2 separate regions of the Homo sapiens genome follow, and region 2 is linked to region 1. Evidence: chromatin loops called from intact Hi-C (ENCODE). Cell type or tissue: GM12878. All regions are shown on one strand.

Region 1 (8,000 bases):
AGAGTGCTGATGGAAGAAATCAAAGACTTAAATAAATGGATGGTTATACCCTGCTCATGAACTAGAAAACTCAATAATGTAAAGATGTCAATTCTTCCTAAATTAATCTGTAGATTTAATACAATTCCATTCAAAATCCTAGGAGGATTTTTTTGTAGATATTGACAAACTAATTCTAGAATTCATATGGAAAGGCAAAAGAACTAAAAGAGTCATAGCAATTTTGAAAAAGAATAAAGTTGGAGGGCCTACACTATGTGCTTCCAAAATGTATTCTAAAGCCACAATAATCAAGATACTGTAGTGTTGGCATGAAGTAAGCATACAGATCAATGGAACTGAATTGAGAGTCTAGTAATAAACCCTTACATTTTAGCTAATTGATTAGTGACAAAAGCTCTAAGACAATTCAAGGGAAGAAAGGACAGTCATTTCAACAAATGGTGCTGGAACATTTGGACTCCCACATACCAAAAAGAAAATACCTTTGACTCATACTTTATCCCTTATACAAAAATTAAAGTAAAATGGATCATAGACCTAAGTGTAAAACATAAAACATGAAACTTCTAGAAGAAAATAGAAATGTTCAAGACTTTTTGGTTAGTTAGAGAATTCCTCAATACAACAATAAAAGTTGGATGTATTAAAAAATCGATAAACTGGTTTATCAAAATTAAAACTTTTGCTCTGAGAAGACATTGTTAAGGGAATAAAAATGACAAGGCAGTCGCTGGGAGAAGTAATTTACAAATTACATTTCTGACACAAGACTTATATCCAAATTATTGTACTGAACAACAAGAAAACTCAATAAAAGCAAGTAGTTAAAATTACCTCTGCAAAACACTTCAACACTTTAAAATTTTATTTGCGTTTCTGTTTTTTCCAGGCAGTAATGGGTCCAAACATAACCTCTCATCAATTTGTATCTGTAGCATATTATTTAACTTTGGAATTGGACTTTTGATCTGTTAACTTTTGGTGTACTTTATATTGACCCAAAAGAAGTTAGTTTTCTTTGAATTCAGGAGATAAATTTCATACAAGTCCTTAGTAAAGAGACCACTTTTTCTATCAAATAAAATTGATTCTTTAAACACCAAAAGAAAGTACAAGTTCCTGAGGCATCAAAATTTATTTTCTCTTCTTTTAAATAATGAACCCTGAGCATGAATCACCACATTTGTAACCACCGTATTTCTTCCTTTCCCTGCTACCAAAACTAAACAATTCTGGAACATAATGATGAAAGAAATGACCCTTATTTTCCCTTTGCTCATGTTTCTACATTTATTTCTCATGACCTGGTACCATGTTTTTGTAAGTCATTATAAATCATATTTAGGAACAATGTGAGTTATAACAAACAATCAAAGAAATTCTGCATGAAAGAAATCCTATAAAATTGAGTTATTTAACATTTAACTGTCTTTTTCCACATGAACACCTGTCCTTTTTGCCCAAAACCCTACCTGCTTAGACCATATAGCTCTGCTGGAAACAAGAGAGAATAAGCCATGATTTCCAGCACTATATCCAGTTTGTTTCTAATGACTGCACTCTTGTCTGGATCTATTTTATTTTTTATTTCTGTACTTCTCACCGCCTGACTTATTAGACAAAACATAAATAAATGTCTCCATCTAGTAGACTGTAAGCTCCAATCCCCAGCACCTAGAACAGTGTCTGGCACACAGTAGATGCTCAATAAATATTTGTGAAATAAATGACTGCCCAAGGCATTTCTCTCTACCTCATTCCCTCACATTCTTCCAGTGATCCTGGCCAGCCCATGGCAGTATTGTTGCTGAAAACAGGAAAATATGCTGCCCTCCACTTCTGCTTTCTTCCAGCATTAGTGATCATGTCTTTTTGCCAATTTCTTTGCTAACTAGATATTGAGGATAGAGGATCATGAGAAGCGGCATCCTTGGTTGCCCAATCTGATTCCAAAAGTCCAGCACCAATGTCCACCAATGTCTACCATATAAAGCAGAAACAAAGTGCAGCACTCACTTCACATTTCAGATGAAAATAGGATACATGATTTCAAAGCAGTTCATGGTAGAGGCTGGTTTCCTACTAAATGCAACTACCAAAGTTATCGCTCTTTGGACTTAGCATCAGGAGAATTGTTTACTAGTCCAGGATCTACCATTAATTGCATCTTCACCAAGTCCCAGCCTGTTAGTTTGAAGACAGTTAACAATACTGAAACAAAGTCATGATTTAGAGCAACTAAGTGTTCTCAAGAGAGGGACAGGGAGTTTCCGGGGAAGGTAGGCAGTGGGTGCCCAGCAAAATCATATGTGAGGCTTTTCAAACTACACAGGGTTTGAAACTCTTCTGAAACTCCTCCACCCCAATCCACCCCTTGAGAATTGCCACCATAGAGTGAGCCACTGTTGCTATTACTATTGGGAGTATGGAAAACTCAGAGAAGCTTTTCCAGGTTTCAGGTGTAAGCTTGTTGAGGAATTGGACCAAGATTTACTATGCTTCTTAGTGACATCCATGGAATCTAATACAGGGTAGTCCTGTCTTTACTTACTTTTCCAACCTCAGCTCCTTTCCTCCCCTCAGCCACACCCTAGGCATCTCCCATGGTATTGGACTTCTGATTACCAATCTGTGCCAGACCTTGCATCACCTGTCCCCACCTCTGGGAGACACAGTTTGTTGCCTACCTAACAGCCCAACAGGCAGTCTCACTTTCCTCCTTGCTAACAGAATTCTGATTGTGTTCAGACATGGAGCATGGATGCTCAGGTAGGTGAGCCCCTCCTACAGCTCCGGAAAATAGCTTGGGCAAAACAATCATGGGCCCCTCTTCTCCTTTGCCAATGACTGGTTTCAGGGTAAGCGTTAGACCACTTTGGCCAGTGACGCGGGGAACTTCGGGGAAAATTTGTCCTTTATTATCTAGAGAAAGATTAAGCAGCAAGCCCCGGCCTTCTTTTTTCTGCTTTGGATGTTGTCATGTGAAGGCATGATGGAGCTCTAGTCACCCTGGAAAAAGAAGATAATTTTCTAGAAGCCACCAAAGAGCTGTGGCCACTTCGAACGACCTACCTTCAGATGTTCTAAGCAAGAAAGTAGAGTAACCTAAACATATTACAACAAAAAGTGTCCCTCTGGAATCCTACCACATGGCCTAGAATTTTTCTCCTAGACCAGCCCTTCTCATTTTCTTTTTTTTTTTTTTTTTTTTGAGACGGAGTCTTGCTCTGCTGCCCAGGCTGGAGCTCATTTTCAATTCAAAGCTCAACTACAGTTTCTTTGGGGAGTCTTCACTACGTCCCCAGACAGATGAGTCCTAGACGATGTTATCCTCATATCTGTCTTTCCAACTAGACTGTGAGCTTCTCAAAAGCAAGCATTTTCGCCCTTGGCAGAGGCCCTGGCATATGTTGAGCATTTATTATATGTCGAATGAATGAATAAACAAAAAACAATGAATGAAAAGATGGACACACAGGATGCCCTCCATGCATTAGATGAAGACTTGACTGATGGAATACGGCCCTCAGGCTGTCTACATTCTACTGCAGACTACCTTTAGGCGCTGGTGAGCAAAGACAGAGATAGTAAAATGAACATGTCCTGTTTTGTCAGACTTCTCATTGGGAATTGCGCCCCCTACCGACATGCCTTGCAGCAGAGGTGGGCCAGTCTATCAATCACAGTCGGTCATGTGCCCATTCCTGTTGTGTAAACCTCTCCCTGTCTGCTGAGATGGCTTGGTTCTGTTTTGGTCCAGTATGTCAATAAGATTGCTATAAGGGGCCGGGTGCAGTGGCTCACTCCTATAATCCCAGCACTTTGGGAGGCCAAGACGGGCAGATCACTTGAGGTTAGGAGTTCGAGACCAGCCTGGCCAACATGGTGAAACCTCATCTCCACTAAAAATACAAAAATTAGTCCCACGTGGTGGCCGGCGCCTGTAACTCCAGCTACTTGGGAGGCTGAGGCAGGATAATCGCTTGGACCTGGGAGGTGGAGGTTGCATGCAGTGAGCCGAGATCACACCACTGCACTCCAGCCTGGGTGACAGAGTGAGAGTCTGTCTCAAAAGAAAAAAAAAAAAAGAGAGAGAGAGAGAGAGACAGAGAGAGACTGCTATACGGATAGAGAAGATGGGATTCTCTCTCTCCCTCTTTGTCTCTGTCTCTCTCTCTGAAGGAGCAGATAAGCCTGAAGGTGCAAGTCCTATTTATCGTCCATACTAAGAACCAGTAAACACAGAGAGAAAAACAGCTAAGATATACAAGAGAGAGAACTAGCCCTGGAACCTTGTATGAGCCTCTGGAACTAGCTATAGCTTTAAACTGAAACCCTCGACCTTTTCATTTATGTGACCCAATCAATTTCTACATAGTATAAGGCAATTTTCAAGTGACCAAAACCCAACCCAAAGAAAACAATTCTGACAAATACGATGGGTAATGATGAGGGCAGTCTGACAACACCCCCTCCATCTGCAGGGCCCGTGCACTGGCAGCCCTAATCTTGGCCTCTGTGATGCTGTCAGCAAGTAAGGCATCCTGGAGGAAGCCTAACCATGAACAAGTCAGGGTGGGAAAGAATGCCCCCACCCCACAACACACACATCACCACATCAACACAAAGGGGGAAAAATCAAGCAGTATGCTATGTACTCCATGAACATCATATAACCTAAGTCTGTTGTAATGATTATAATATTAATAATACCTATTTTACTTTAAGGGAACTGAGGCTCAGAGCAGTTCAGTAACTTGCCCAAGGTCACACAGCTAGTTACTGGAATTTAAATAGCATTCTAGACTTTTCCCACTCTCTGATCCCCTGGCCTTGGGAGGTGGACAGCACCCCTCCACCCACCAGCTCCCCCCAAACGCCACAGGGCATACAGACCTGAAGCCTCACAACCCAAGCCCCCTGGAGTCAGAGCAGCCTCCAGACCCGGCTTTTGAGAAGCCCCAGGTAACTAACCAATGTGTAAGGTAGGTTATTCAACAACAAAAGTAAAGAGCCGGGGCAAGGGAAGCGGCGGCACCCAAGCTGGTCGCGCGTGAAGCGCTGCAGGGGGAAACACTGGAGCTGGCACGCTCGCTCTTGGCCCCACGATCGGCCTTGAACCCCAGCCCCAGCTCCGCGCTCTCTCCAGCAGTTTGACCCCCAGTATCTCCTCTCCCCTCGGCTCTGCCGAAGTCACTGGCCCCGCAGGGCTCTGGACGATTAGAGACCCACACCGCTCCAGCCTTGCCCCGGCCCCCTGCTCCCGTCCCGTCCAGATGTTGGCAGCTGCTCGCCTCGAGGCAGCGACCAGACCCCGACCCCGCCACTGCGCCGCGGCCCCGCGGCCCCGCGGCCCCGCGGCCCCGCGAGCTCCTGGCTGCCCCAGCGCGCCCAGAAGGGGCGCAGCGCATCTCCCGCCGCAGTCGCGCGGCCCCGCACTCGCTCCGGCGCGGGGTGAGCCGTCCCGAACCCACCACCGCCCCCGCCTGCTGCGCTGGCCCAGCTCACCTCGCCGCCCGCGCCCACCGAGCCTCTCGGCGCCCTCACCCGGCTCCCGGCCCAGGCTCCCAGCGCACCCGCCTGGGGCCGGCGTTGGCTGCTACCGCGCGGGGCGGGGCGCGGCTCCTCCCTGCCCTGAACCACCTGGGGCGCGGGAGGGGGCCGGGCCGGGACAGGTGAGCCTCGCCCGCGAGGGAGCAGCCCCGGGCCCGGCTCCGCTGGGAAACCGCAGGGCTCCACCACGAGGTTGAAAGGAGGCCCAGGCGGGCGGCAGTGTGGTAGTGGCCAGCGCTGGGGAGGCGGCAAGGAGCCTGTTCCCACCCAGCCAGCCCGGCTCAGGAAGTGAAAGAAGCACGGGATTCGGACCCCACCCAGCTTAAAGAGGGGAGGGTCCAACCCCTTTCTTCCTAGAAAACCAATGTAGAAACGAGGAGTGCAGACCCTCGGGAGTGAAAATGATTGGGCCAAGGGTGCAGGTGAGTTAGTTCAGGATTGGAAGAACTCTGAAAGACCTTTTTTGACCATTCCATCCAACCCCGTCCCCACCTTGCCCACCCGTCAAGTGATTCCCTCCCCCTTTTTAAATAATGACATTAAGCTATAAATAAGATAATTTCATATAGTGACGTCCTCCCCACCCCTGGACGGTAAGCCCCAGGAGAGGCAGGAACCTTACCCGTCCACTACTGAATCACCAGAGCTTTGAAAACTCAGGGCATTTAATACCTGATGAACAGACTAGGTGGCGCCCAGTCTTTTGCGTCCAGCGTTAGACTGGTCCCCTCGGCCCAGAGCTGCTCCAGCATCATTCCAAGCTTACTAGGGAGAATCCAGAGGCAAGCTGTTAGATTCCGGGCCACCTGTCCTCTCTCTACTGCTTACTCCCCACCCACTGCCAGCCAGGCAGCTGGGATGTGGGAGGTCTACACTCCCAGGGCACCTTATAGTGGTCAAGCAAATCTTTAACTTCTGAAGATGCCACAGACAGGAGAACTCTGAAATAAAACACTGTCCGGCCAGCCTTGCACTGTGGAAACACAGCTCAGAGTATGGGCCACTGACCCAAGATTCCATGGCTGGTAGCAAAGCTGATCCTGGGTCTGCATTTCTAAAGACAGTTGGCTGGTCTGGGGCCTTTGAGGGGCTGCTGGTTATGCCTGCAGTGGGGAAACCTGGGTACAGAACTTCTGCAGAAGTGGGGTCTGGGTTTGGTCCTCTGCTGAGACTTCTAATCTGTCTTTCCAGACCTCTGAGGTCAAGCATCTCCTGAGCCAGCTTGCATTTATTGAGGCCCCTGACAACCGCAAAAACAAAAACAATGGTATTTTTAGGTGTTCCATTTAACAAATGGCCTTCACTCACACACACACACACACACACACACACACACACACACACACACGAGGTAATGTGTCATGCTGCTCCTCACATGTTAATTTCAAGACTCGTTAAAAAAATCCATTCCGTGAAAAAATTCATTTCACTGCAGAAAGCACTGTACAACTTTAAAGTTGTATGGAGAACATTCCTTCTTATGACTATTTCAGTACACTTCCGTGACTATATATTAAACCTCCAAGGCCAAAATGGGAGGATCTCTATTAAGGTGAGGTCAGGGCCAAGAAGACTGCTCCACCCCTCCACTGACAACAAGCCCAACACTCTTAAGGTCTAGACACCCCACCCCTTCAGTGGGTTCTGCACATATGGGTATTTCAGATCTGGTGTTACCTGGCTGGCTACGTCACACTGGGCAAGGCCAACCTAGAAAAGGTTATATGGGATGCCCCACCTAGGTGTGCCCTACCTCAGTTGCTACTCCCTCTATGGTGGCAGGGAATCTGGTGTCCCAGGGTGGAGCTGTGGTGGGGCCTGCACTTTGGGACAGCCACTTGCACCAGCAGGTAGGGCTGAGCAAAGGAGCACCTCTGGGTCTCACTCACATGAAATGGACCTAGACCTTTTTTTGTGTTGGTTTCAGTCAGTAGAGCATGTGATCCCCTGTGATTTAAAATCCTGCTGCTGTGCGTGTGATCTTGGCTGGGCCAGCCTGCTAAGTGATGCCACCCAGACAGGCCTGAGAATCATCAGGAGGGTACAGGTTCTGCCCCAGTGCTTGCTTGCTTGCACGTGATCTCTCCCTCCCCACCCCACTCTCTCTCCTGTGCTTGCTGAGCAGCCTTGGGCATGTTCCTCAATTGTGTGTTTTTCCTACTTGGAAAATGTGCAGCCATGAAATCAGACAAGATCTCTGTTTGAAGTTTTTTGCTTAAAAGGGGTATCTGAAATAAGAAGTTCTGATACTGTTGTGTGGCTAAGTTAAATAATCCACGTAAAGTGCTTGAGCACAGCGCCAGCACAAAGCACCTGCTCAGTGAACAGTAGCTCTGCCTAGCAGTGCAAAGAGAGCCAGCCCACTTCTGATCAACATTAAAATGCTGGAAATAGGGACAAAACCACTGATAGACTTCATAAGACTCTAGAATGAATTAATTAAT
Region 2 (8,000 bases), 270 kb before region 1:
CAGGAATATAACAAGATTTTACATTCAGATGAGCACGCTCCCCTTCAAAGTAGCGACTTTGGCACATTACATTTTTCATTCCAGTGGTGCTGCTTTCATTTGAAAATATATTCCCTCTCCTATTTCTGCTTATTAAAATATTGCCCTTTCTTTAAGTAAAATTGTTTTTCTTAAATAAATTATTGACTTTCTTTCCCTCAATGAGCCAACAATAAATTTAACATGTCTTAACATTTTATTCATTTTTCAATATCCCAGGTAGTGTCCAATTTATCTTCTTTTCCTCTAACAAATATAAGAAGTTTATATAACAGGCACAGAGTAAAAATAAAAATTCAGATTCTATGCAAAGCTTGAGAGACTTTGGCTCAAAAAACCATCATATTTCCAGATGTATCACTAAAAGTAATTTTCATTTATTGGACACTGATGGTTGACATTAAGCTCTTGAAATATCATTAAAATATTTATGCTCTAACCAGTTTGCACAGTCAAATGACTTTTAAAAAATCATTTACAGCTAAGCTGCTGTTATGGAATTTATTATAAGAACTCAATTTTCTCTACCAGTTTTCCTACAAGGAAACGGTAATCCTGGCTACCAGTAGAGACCCCTTAGTTGCTTTGAGACATCAATCAGTTTTATGTCTCAAGGCAACTAAGGGGCGTAAGTGTCTTGTTTGTGTCACGGAGCACTTTTGCGTAAACACATAGACCATCCTACATGGGACTGACACTATAATTCTTCAGATAAATAAGCTTTTGTCCTAATGACCATCTGACAATAAAAATATTGGGGGCTAAGGAGAGGAAGTTAAGGGAGATGGGCAGATATATATAAGCTAAATAGGATATTGTAAAGAAAGTCTAAAAGTTTTATTACCTTCATTTTTTCTAGTTTCTATCACTCCACTTGAGAGCAAGCATAGTTTGAATTTTTCCCTGTGATCTTATTTCTGTACTCAGGGCCAGGAAAGGTGAAATGGGTAAGATTTTAAGACACTGCGTTTCCACCATCCCATCAACTTTTTCCCTTACCCCCATTGCTGATGCCTATAATTCCACCATCAGAGCAAGTTTCCTTAGTCAGATGGCAAAGAGGGTTTATTTTGAATTGAGTACTAATCTGAAATGTGGTAATGGCTGCCTGGAACACAATGCTAATAGGGATCATGATGCCAATTTGATGGATCAGTTAACCCACTTTTATTTTAATTTTAGGCATGTACAGATTGAGGTAGTTGGGACATCCAGATAAGATTACCCAGTGGGTAGTTGAATGTGCAGGTCCGAAGTCCAATAGAGACAATAGAGATAGACATTTTGAGACTTAAGTATAAAGTTGAACCTCTCACTACTCTCCACTTGTGTCCATAATAGACAGGGTGATCCACTCATGCACTTGTTTCTTCTGAGCTCAGCTTGTTTCTTTGTACACTGCTGCTCAAAGCCACCACCAACAGACAGTTGGAACCAGATATGAAAAACAATCTTCATTACAAGTTGTATTAGGTTGGTGCAAAAGTAACTGCAGTTTAGAATTACTCCATGTTTAGCACTCTGTGGGCTAGTACAACAGGATAGTAGTCAAGGAAGTGTTTATGATAGTAAGATCATTATTCAAGTGACTGACCATGTTATCTAAATTGGATAAAAAAAAAAGAAAATAACAGGAATATACTTTAAAATAATTTTTTCCTCATGAGTCACAAGAATCACTATGCCCAGGTACTGTATTTTCTCACCTGGTTTCCTTAGCTCTTGTGAGTGTATTTTCATGCATAGATACTTTTTCAAATTGATGTTCCTGCAGGGAGATGGACCTGGAGAATGCTATTATGCCATCTTCCTGAGGTCCCTCCCAGTCCCAAGAATTGAAACCAATAGAATTCCCATGTCTTGTGCTAACCAATTCTGGGACCAGGAATACTTTTCTCTCCCTATGTTAAATATGATTGAGACCAAGCAAAAATTAGCCTAACTCTTTGCTTCATAAATACCTGTTCCTGTCCACCTATTTAAACTGTTTTCATTTTGAGAATAACTTCTCAGGGAGTGAGTACTTCAAGATCCTCACCTCACTGGGCCTTCCAATCTAAAAGTATCATGTTATAAACTGCCCGTTCGAACCAGTCCATTTCACAGGGTTTTCAGAATGCAGGAACTATCTAGTTTGTCTTTGTGAGCCTAAGCTGAAACTGGAAAAGAAACCTGGAGTATAAGGATAATCTTTCAATCACTTAGCAAATGCCACTTTTGTTAAGTATCCCTCATAATCTCATACAGATACATGAACACACCTCCTACAGTGAATTCCTTTATTGTCTTTGCCACTCTCAGCAAGGAATTGCACGTGTGTGCATGAGTATGTGGCGGAAGTGGTAGCCTCCCACAAATTTCAAGTCCTTTTTCCTGTAATTAAAATACAGATACCATTGGGTGGGTAAAGTTCTGAGTGAATTGCTTAACAAGCATGAGCCAGATTTCGACTATTGTGTTGTGAGTAAGCCCACTCTCTACTGGGAAGTACTTGGGGGCTAAAGTGCTTGCCTGTATTTCTTCTGCAGATGTCACACCTTGTCACCAGCCACCCCCACCGTGAGGAGAACACCCTGCAGGCATCTGTTCCCTTGAGTAAATGCCACCCTCCAAAGGGTTTTATTCTTTCTACAGGATAAAACATGCTTTCTTTGCACAAAGTCCATTCCTGATTCCATAAGGGGCGCACATGCCAAAAAAAAATTCTTCTCAGAACTAAATAAGTGATCTAAAATGCAGAGGATACAAAGTTTTGTGTTTTTCCCACTGGCTGCATCTTATCAAAGGAAAGATTCTTATTGCTGAATTATGAACAACTGATGGTGTGCATTAATTAAGTTATTGGAGTGAAAAGAAAAAAAGGGAAAACTAACAAGTATTTTGGTTGTCAGACACAGGAGCCTTTCCATGCAACAGAGTAGAAAAAGCCTGGTAAGATGTATTTTGTTGGATTTCTTCAGTCTTTGCCTGGGGCAGTGCAACCCCTGGCTTTGAACAAGGTCAGGTGCATTGTGCATGCCCACGATTTAAAGAGCATTGAAAGATTCCTGCAGGGGGTGTAACCCCAGTAACAAATGGCTCTGTGGAGGAGAAGGGACCCCACACAGACTGCCTCTTTATCTCCCAAAGGTAGGGGCCCTGCAGGCTCTTAACTAGTGGGGGTGGGTTAACACCTGCTCCCAGAAAAAATGTACTCAGGCTCTCTGGTCACAGGTAGCTGACTTCCTGATAGGCAAGGCTGGAGGCCCCTTTCATGGGGAATTTTTCTGTCTCCGTATAAATGCAAAATGGATTGTAAATAACTGTACAATGTTTTCCAAGTTGAAGGTCAATAGGCACTAACTCTCAAAGCATGTAGCAAGGAAATCCCCCCCGAAAGTGTCAAATATGTGTACACATTTCTATGTTGTATATAGTTGTCCATTTTTTTATTTCAACATTACCTTTGGATATATAAATATTTTTATTAAGCGTCATAGTGCACTTGATTAAGAAAATTTGGGATACCTGGAGTAAATCAATCAGATAATTGATATTTATATTGAAGCTTACTGTGTGTGGCTACCAGAAAATATGTCATTTAGGGAACACTTTAATGATAAGTCATGGTCCCTGATTTTAAGCGGTTGGCAGATTATTTGGAGAATGGTGCATGCACACACATAACATTTCTAGCAAATCAACAAGAACCAACTTGTACAACATACCACAAATATTAATAGAAGATATCGATGCTCAGGCTCTGTCAAGTGGAGGAATAAATAGGAGTTAATCAGAGGTGTCTTCCACAAGGATTTCTTATGTTGTTGTAGAGGATGTGGATCTCACTCCAGAGACTTGTGCTTGAAAGAAATGTCATTTATTTACCATTTTCAAATGAATTAATTCAGACTTTTATAATGATCAAAATGCAGTGAATTCACCTTCTGTGAACAAAAAGCAATGACAGATGAAATATTTTTTAAAAAGAAAAAAAAAGCGGGAAGATCTAACTAGGCTCTGGTACAAGATAAACATCTCCGTGGACCAGAAACAAAAGAAAACCATAAATCGTGGGTTGTCTGAGCTCTGGAAGTAGACACTAGTGACTGAGGGTTTGGTCCCTATGGGAAAAGGAGTTTTAAATGTGAGTGAGACCTGGAGCAGAGCCAGGCTTCCTATGTGATGCCAGAGGCAAACAACGCTCGCTGCTCTATTATGACTATGGCTTCAGATGAAGCTGCAAACCTGAAGAGACAAAGGGCGAAGACGAAGTGTGACTCCCAGGAACCGAGCCAGCACCATGCAGACTCGGTAATGGATCTGCTATACTCCACAATGTCCCCTAGGGGCAGTACATCCCAAGCTGGATTGTAAACCTGATTCTGGTTTAGGAGTGAAAGGGCTGGGCTAGGTAAAGAAAACCACTAAATTCTTAGGGAGGGAAAAGTTTGAAGGGGATGCTCAAAATGAGCCTGCAAACCAAAGTTCAAAAACACATGAAGAAGTCTAATTTCTCAAAGGACAGCCAAGGAACAGAAGACTTGGTAGTATAATTCAGAAACAGTAATTCACCCGAATAAAAATTATTTTAGAGAATAGCCTGAAAATAGGTCAGAATAAATTTGTTGATGTGGTTCAAAGACATAATAAAGCATTTATACATTAAATAAATAAATTATGGAACATAAATAGGCAGAAATGAAATGAAGCAAATTAAATCACATCATCAGCTCCCACATTGTTGGAAGAGCTGGGAACCAGCCTATGTAATAATCAGACTCCTTCCCCTACCTCGGAAGGGATGATAAGACTATGAGGCTTATCTAATATTATAAGATGAATGAAAGATCCCTATGGTTAGTCCATCCTGGCCATTGTTACTATCCTCATGTCTAGGCTCTTACAGTCTTCCATGATGACTGAACTGCTTGAGTTACAGGTGGACAGAGGTTATATGAAGCTGAGACCCCCTCCTGTTCAGAGCTGAGACTGCCTACCTTGCATCTCTTCAGAAGTCATGTCACTGAACAGAATGCCACCAAGAAGGAGGACACTTTCTCTCTTAGAACATTCTATTACTATTGTGTTTAAATATACAGATTCTCAGGCTGGGCTTGGTAGCTTAATGCCTGTAAATTCAGCACTTTGTGAGACCAGCATGGGAAGATTCCTTGAGCCGAGATATTTGAGACTAGCTTGGGCAACATGGAGAGATCCCATCTCTACAAAAAAAAAAAAAATTAACCAAGAGAGGTGGCCAGTACCTGTGGTCCCAGCTACTTGGGGAGACTGAGGCAGGAGGATTGCTTGAGCCCAGGAGGTTGAGGCTGTGGTAAGCCATGTTTGTGCCACTGCACTCCAGCCTGGGCCTCAGAGTGAGACCCTGTCTCCAATATATATGTTATATATATCAGATACGTATCCATATACATATATAACATATATATAATTGTGTGTGTGTGTGTGTGTGAAGGGGAGAGAGAGAGAAAGGTTCTCCGGCCCTACTCAGAAATTTTGATTTCCTAGATCTGGGGCAGGGCTTAGAAATTAGCATTTCTTACCAACTCCCTTATGATTCTTGTGCAGCAGGCCCATACTTTGGAAAACACTAATATCGTTTACAATCCTCATTTTTCAAGTGATAAAATCAGGCAGAACCAGAGAGAACAATACTTGCCCAGGTCACACAGCTAATTGTTGTTATAATAAAGCCCAACCCTTTTTTTCTGCTTGTTTTGGGTTTAATTCTCTCCTGTTTGTCTGGTTTCTTGGGTGGAAACTGAAGTCATTGATTTGAGACCTTTCTTCTAATATAGGGGATGAGTGCTGTAAACTTCCTCCTATGCACTGCTTTATTGGAATCCCACAAATACTCATATCTTACATTTTCATTTTCTTTCACTTCAAAATACTTTTTAATTCCCATTTCAAATTCTGTTTTGATCCATAGATAATGTATAGGTGTGTCACTTATTTTTCAAATACTTGGAAATTACCCTCCCTGGACCACACTTCGAAACTGTTTCTAGGCAATAAGTTGGGGGCACTTACAGGGCTCACCTCATTTGTTTCCTCTCTCTCAGATATCACTGGCCTTCATTGCCTGATGTCCAATGTCCTGAAAATGTTTGCTTCATATATTTTGTTCAAGTTTTTAGTTGTTTCAGGTGGGAAGGTAAATCTGCTCCTTGTTATTCCATCTTAAGCAGGAGGCCACTCCAGCACCTACCTCACCCCACAACACAGCTAGAGGGTCAAAGCCGGGCCATGCCACAGCTCTGTGTCCATACACGATCCTCTCAGGGCAGCGTGGTGGCCCCTCCCTGCTCAACCTCATTATCCTAATTTCAAGCTTCCTTCAGCCGCAGGGAAACCTGTCCTGCCTGCAAAGAGGATGGAGCTCCTTGAAGAAGGAACTGTGTTTTCTCCAGCAGCTCGCCAATGCCCAGTATACACTAGGGGCTCAGTTATTGTTTGTCTTGTTTTCTTGTTGACTCTACTCTAACTTAGGACATGTCACTTTCCCCTGCTGACCTCCATATTCAGATCTGTGAATAAGAGTAAGTGGGTAACGTACCTTCTACCTTTAACTATAGAGCAAACCCTAAAACTAGAACCAGAAGCTGAGGACTTGTGAATGGGGCATTTTCCCTGGCATGATGGATAGGACCTACAGATGTGGCTATTAGGATGTTAGCTTGCCACTTGAATATTTCTGCAGAATTTTACCCTAGTTTTCAAATCAGACTCAAGAATGACCTTTAGTGTTGGTGGTTTTTTTGTTTTTTGTTTGTTTGTTTGCTTTTTCTGTGAGTGTGTGTATTTTGAGACTTTGACACAATAGCTTCTGGAAATCTTTTTCACGGAGAGTATGTGGGCTTCTTTGGCCAAATTGGGTGGATGAAGGCTCCCATGTGCTTGGCGGCTGCTATGTGAGCTGCAGCATGCCCCATGCATCCTGCTCTTCTACAGAGGTTTTTTCAGACATTACCCTGTGTCTGGCCATGTCATTTGTCAGAGGTGTAAAACCAACAACCAAAAGCCTGAAGCTGCTGGGATGAGCACCTGCTGCAGAATCCTGGCCCCTCACAGAAACATTAAGAAGGTGCTCCCGCCCTCCGCCACTGCGACTGCCAGGATCCTACTCCCTGGAACACCATAGTCTGTGTAGGCAGCAGACCTGGTGAGAGCTGCCATGATGGTGAGGGCTGAGAGCCAGATGGTTGGGTTAGAAAGGCAGCAGCCTGGCCTCCTGAGAGCAGAGAGACTCGGCCTCCATCTCCCACTGGGAGCTGCCATCTTGTCGCAGCTTTCCTCAGGAGCACTAGGAACGCTTTCCCAGGACCCCCTTTCTCAGCTTCCCTTAGCAGGACTCCCAGTGGGCTGCGGCGGCCGGGGACTTGGAGCAGGGAGCGGAGGGGCAGCCAATGGACCTGAGGTGGGCTGACGGCCAAGGAGCCTCCTCAGGGCCTGTCCCTGCCTGGCTCTGGGCCTGCGCTGCCTCCACAGCCTCCGGGAGTCCCCCTGTTGGAGACTTTAAACAGATCTGAATTGCCCCATAGCTTCCGGAATACAATGACATTTGCATGTCTTAATTTTTCTAAATAAAAGAAATCTGCTTCTGACACCCCTTTACCAAGGTTGATGGGAAGGTTGGCTATCAGGGCTTAGTTGACACTCTTGGATCTTACAAGAACCTCAATCTTACATTGCCAAGAAAAATGGAAGATAACTCAGTTGAAGTGGAGCTATTTTCTCTTATGCCTCAGGCCTTTAAGGGTATACAAACAACTAGCATCGCATACAGTCCCTCCAACACTCTTCCACACTCCCACTAAGCTCAGCTAAGGGAATCTTTGCTGGGACCTCCAAAGCTATGCTGCTTGGTTCCCAGTTTCACAGAGTCATTTCTATCTGAGATTCTACCATCTCTAGAATATTGTAGTGCAGTGACCTCATCGCTTTGCCCAGTTGCAAGA

The links. Peaks named below come from ENCODE experiments on the same cell type or tissue, not always from the same donor. Only the 100,000 strongest peaks of a DNase experiment are listed, where the experiment ranks them.
Region 2: a loop joins it to region 1, with 2.8 times the contacts of the local background. A loop is called at or near these places in 9 of 110 quality-filtered maps.

Annotation. Positions count from the first base shown.
Region 1 is chr2:149,036,313-149,044,312 of GRCh38, reverse strand. It overlaps LYPD6B (LY6/PLAUR domain containing 6B), which reads right to left and starts at 5,614. Exons shown (of 7, transcript NM_177964.5): 1 at 5,512-5,614. RefSeq lists enhancers at 5,122-5,181, 5,222-5,271, 6,485-6,544 and silencers at 5,352-5,511, 5,522-5,861. In GM12878, CTCF peaks have their summits at 3,649 (motif pointing left) and 5,421; a DNase peak (open chromatin) is centred at 3,630; H3K4me3 peaks cover 1,313 bases; H3K27ac peaks cover 683 bases.
Region 2 is chr2:149,309,997-149,317,996 of GRCh38, reverse strand. No RefSeq gene overlaps it. Among named protein-coding and RNA genes, the nearest start is that of MIR9899, 16 kb to the left of the region's middle. In GM12878, a CTCF peak has its summit at 4,364; a DNase peak (open chromatin) is centred at 4,386.